2 separate regions of the Homo sapiens genome follow, and region 1 is linked to region 2. The links are chromatin loops, found by intact Hi-C in ENCODE. Cell type or tissue: ascending aorta. All regions are shown on one strand.

What was found. Peaks named below come from ENCODE experiments on the same cell type or tissue, not always from the same donor. Only the 100,000 strongest peaks of a DNase experiment are listed, where the experiment ranks them.
Region 1: a loop joins it to region 2, with 2.2 times the contacts of the local background. A loop is called at or near these places in 27 of 110 quality-filtered maps.

The regions. Positions count from the first base shown.
Region 1 is chr13:44,299,680-44,302,179 of GRCh38, forward strand. No RefSeq gene overlaps it. Among named protein-coding and RNA genes, the nearest start is that of SERP2, 73 kb to the right of the region's middle. RefSeq lists an enhancer at 1,703-1,892. In ascending aorta, no CTCF peak of the experiment used is centred here; a DNase peak (open chromatin) is centred at 1,522; H3K27ac peaks cover 1,820 bases.
Region 2 is chr13:44,217,992-44,220,491 of GRCh38, forward strand. No RefSeq gene overlaps it. Among named protein-coding and RNA genes, the nearest start is that of MIR8079, 23 kb to the left of the region's middle. In ascending aorta, no CTCF peak of the experiment used is centred here; DNase peaks (open chromatin) are centred at 1,090 and 1,872; H3K27ac peaks cover 2,131 bases.

The sequences.
Region 1 (2,500 bases), 82 kb after region 2:
GTGACTCCCTGCACTCTATTATTTGGGTGTTTGATTTGGCCCCATAATATGGTGGTGTGGCCAAGACTATGCCCTCTGAACCTCCACCTCCATCCCTGGGTACAGCCAGTAAACAGAACTTTGCAAATTCCTATCTTGGAATCACAATGACAAACGCTCCAAGATGGCAGGAGCCTCTGAGCACCTTGAGAGGCAATCAAGAGAAGCCTGTCTCAGCAGACTCACCTCACTGCCAGGTGGTGGCTGCACACTCTCTGTGGGGTATCGCACCTCAAACCACAGCTCTGCAATCCTACAATATCTTTCACCATCCCACATAGTATTTGTTAATTGAATCCTGTAATTTAATTGCATTCGCATTTCTAAGCACACTTGTTTTCATAGAACGTATACTCTTTAGCACCTGAAGATTCTGACAAGTAAATGTCATCCATGCCTGTCCAGGTAGATACGAGGTAGCGTTGCCCTCACTCCCAGACACTCCCCTGTCCATTACTTAACCACGTGGAGTTGGAGTAGCCGTTTTCTATGATTATGATCCATTTTCTTCACCCTTGTTGGAGCTTTCATAAGAATCAGCAGGAACTCTGCAAACCCTCCTCCCTGTCACTACCTCACCACTTCACCAACATGTCCCCAGCCTCCAGTTCCATCCCATCAATGCCATTTCTGGCACATATGCCCACTGGATCCACCCAGTGACAACCACCTGCATGCCATTTTCTTGAATGAAAGGAATGAAGGCATTTTCTACTCTATCATCATTCCTTGACCTTCACCTGTTTTGGTTTTTAAAGTGTTTTCTCTTCTGCATTAGCCGGAGTTCATTAGAGAGCCGTCCAGCCTCCATACCTGGAGTTGGTCACTGATGGCCTTTTTTACTGTCTGCCACTGAAGGTTAGTCTGGTCAAATGATCTTCAGTGAAGAGCATTCAACAAGTCAGTGCTCAAAAGCAAGGGGGTGAATCTTTGGAGGAGAGACTGGGGAAGACCGATGAGAGGGGAGAATTAATGGTTAAATCTACAGTAGGGTTTCAAATTCTTTTTTCAAGTTTAGGGGAAGGATTCCTCTGTTAATTCATTTATTCATTCTTACAATCTGGTTAGACCTATGGCCTCCCAGAAAACAGCTAAATTAGCCTCTTCTCTAATGTAGGCCCAGGGCTCTGGCTCTATCGGGGATTCCAAAGCCCCTCAACACCACCCCTGAGCTTACCCTGGAGAGTAATGTTTTCCGGGCATTCACATCAACTGAGAGCTTAAATATGGTTCTTCTGGGAGAGGGCCAGGAGACGGGATGGCCATTATCAGCAATCTGCTCTCTGCGGAGTCTGAGCCATGTGAACAAACAACCTCACACACTACGAGTGGGGAGAGAAGCGATTGGAATGTTCACTCCTATTTTCCTAAAATATCCAGTGAACCATGAACCTAAACTCTACACCTGAGGCAAACCGGGAGTTGCTATTTTAACACAGCACAGCTTAGAAAACAATCCACACATGTTCTGTGACTTGGGCCAGCCCCAGAGGGATTCCTGGCAGCATTGCATGGGTGACTAATATTCACAGCCTCTCTGAGGGTGAAGGGTATGCTATTCACCTGTCTGCCACCACTCACTTCAATATGCTTTGCCATGTGGGATCTGAGAGGAGTCTTTTTCTGGGAGTTTTAAATATCTTTTCAATGGGGCTTTTAAGATACTTATAAGTACTGTTTTCTGATCTAGGATCGCTCCACCTAGTCTATTGGCATATCTCTTATACAGGAGGACAAGAGAGTGATGAAAAATGAGACAGGAAATGCACCCATTTATTTCGCAAACATCTGCGTTGGGCCATTGGGGAATACCAAGATGACTCAGCCACAGTTGAAGGAGGGCAGATATGAAAACAAATCATTAAAATAATGTAGTCAAATGCTAAATAAGGTTTGTACCAAAGGCTGTGGGAACACAAAGAAGGGATCATTAATTTTGTCAGAGGCAGTCAAGGAAGACTTTGTAGAGAGTGACCTCTGAGTTGTACTTTAACAGCTGTGTTGGAAAGTTCAGGTGAGAGAGGAAAGGAACGGTGTTCAAGACAGAGGGAACAGCAGCCGCAAAGATGTGGAAGCTTGAAGACCCCTGAAAACTTTGCTGAGTTTGGGCCACAGGTTACACGGGAGCAAATGGGGCAGGTATGAGGCTGACACCGTGGGTTGGGGTGAGATATGAAGGCATGTGGTCAGGTTAAAGGGTCCAGACTTAATTCATTGGGCAATTGAGAAAAAACAGAGGACTTGGAGCATAGGTGTGAAACATCAGATTTTAGAAAGACATATCAGTAGACAATCACTGTATTTCAGGCTTTAGTGATTCCTCACTTGGTCCATGATACAAGCCTCCATGTCACACTTTGCTTGCTGCTTTGTATATCTGCTCAGCTGAGGCATTTTTACATAACCGTATGTTAAAAGGGTCATTATTCCCACTGTACAGTTGGCGAAAGAGAATCTCAGG
Region 2 (2,500 bases):
AAACCCCATCTCAACTAAAAATACAGAAATTAGCCAGGTGTGGTGGCACATGCCTGTAGTCCCAGCTACTCGGGAGGTGGAGGCAAGAGAATCACTTGAACCCAGGAGTCAGAGGTTGCAGTGAGCTGAGATTGTGCCACTGCGCTCCAGTCTGTGTGACAGAGTGAGACTCCATCTCAAAAAAAAAAAATGAATGAATGAATGATCAAATGATCGTTAAAATATTCTATAGGATTATATACCGTATATATGCTTATTAAATAGTTGATCACAGAATGCAATCATATAATAAATAATCCTGGGAGGCTAACTGCTGTAATCAACAGAAACTGGGACTGACAGGGAAGGTAAGAATTTGACATGTTCAGTTTTGGGTATGTGAAATTTGAGATGCCAGATCAAGTGCATTAGGCCCTTTACCTTATTGTCAACTAAAATCGTAAAGGCTCTTCTAATTCATGAGAACATCCCACATCTCCTCTCTCTTGCACTTTGTAGCTAAGAGAAAAACCATTCACCCTTCTCATTAACATTTCTCATTCTTCCCTGAATGTTATGTTCATTGTTCAGCCTCTTGAAGTTGCTCTAAATCCTGAGTTTATGAGTGTACTTATCTCCACTCCCAGCTTTGCATTGTGTCAGTATTTATTTAACGTATTCCCAAAGCTGTTAATCCAGTTAATTGGTAAACATTGGCTATGTCAGAACCTGTAGCACAGTACCGAAGGAAGGCCTCCAGATAGATACCAAAATGCACGAATCAGCAGCACCCTTTGGATATGTCCTTTCACTCATTAAGTAAGCCCTGCCTGGAATGGAACTTGAGCCATGTCTGTTACTCTGGCCTCATGGAGCACCTGGGAGCTCACTAGCAAGCTCCTTAACTCTCTCCTGCTCCAGCTCCTTCTCAGCACTGTTGTTTCCTTCTTCTCCTAACAGATAAGTGGAAATTGGAGGGCCCCGTGGGCCTGCCTGAATCCAACTGCCACACCCCGGGCAAGCAGAGGGCCAGGGCCCTTTGCCCAAGTTTCCTTACAAACCCATGAAGGACAGTTTCAGAAAGCAGCACTCTAAAGGCACTCAGTGTCAGAGCCAAGGTAAACAGCCTGGGACACAGCTGCCGGTCCAACCGGGGTTAGGCAACGTGGACAGCCAGCGTGGGAAGCCAAGAGAAGCCGAGGAAAGAAAGAGAAGGGAGGTTTGAAGGGGGCAGTTGAGAGGGAGGCTTTGGCAGTTCTTGACTTCTGCTGCCATTGCAGTGGGCTTTGGAAGCCTTGAAAGGGACCGTAAAGATGAGAGCCAAGGAGGTGGCCACCAGAGGATGCATTTGATTGGGAATAGACAAAAGAGGCATCATCCTCACTTCAAAGCCATTTATCAAACACAGCAAGTGTGCTCTGCATAAGGATAAAGACCACCAGCTCTAGCATACATCTCAGGGTCCCAGAGAGGACAGGCAGACACCTCCCTGCGAACCCTAAGGCCTTACTGGGCAGCTCCCGACCTGGACAGGAGAGTTGGCACCACTAGCATACCGCCCTCCCTATTCTGCCTCCCTGAATTCCTTCTCAGCTTCTAGAAAGGGCAAACGGTCCTTCCATTACCAAAAGGCCCCCAACCACCACCCCTCCACTTCACAGAAAAACCATCACATGTTAACAGTCCTCACTGTTCTCTGCATGTTACATCACTGCTGACTTCTTTTAGTTTTTTCAAAAGCCCTAAAAACTGCTACCAGGAAATGAATAAGTCTACGTTGGATAATCCATAGCAATCTCATTTACTGTGAACAAGAGCCACAAACAGGACAGTGTGGTCATCTCTCAAGGGTGTTGGTGACCGGTCGGGTGATTCCCAGAAGAGATCAAAGCCAGGCAGAAAAGATGGCAAATGTAGCAGCTAGTGTAGTCAGTGGGTTGTGATTTGGCTGGAGCTGAGGCAAGGGAACGTCTGAAGCGAATGAATAAAACCCTGCACAGCTCTGAGAATGCCCGTGGCCTGGCCTGTGCTGTTGTTACATTTATATCTAATTCATGGAGTTGGTAACTGAGTGGTCGGGGCCCAGCCAGACTGCAGCAGCCTGTGCAGTTCCCCCAGGAGCCCGTTGGCCAGGTTTACCTTGCCTAGTTTCATCTCAAAGAAAAACATCGATTTAACAAATATCAAACCTTGGACCCCTGAGACATTGAAGCAATCAGGTTCTGTGGCCTGTAGGAAGCTTCTGCAATGCCAACCTGCTAAATGGTACCAAATGCCCAAACATTAGTCATAGGCACTATTATCAATGACCTACTGCATGCCAAGTGCTTGTATATAAACTGTTTCACTTGATCCTATTCCAAAATCTCTCTCCTGTCATCCTCACAGGCAACCGCTCTCATTGAAGTCATGATTTCTGCCTTTATCTCTGACTGGATTTCCCTGACTCATCCACACATAGCCTGAATAAACTTGGAAATGTATAAATATGAGCAAGTCATTCCCCTTCTTAAGACTTTAT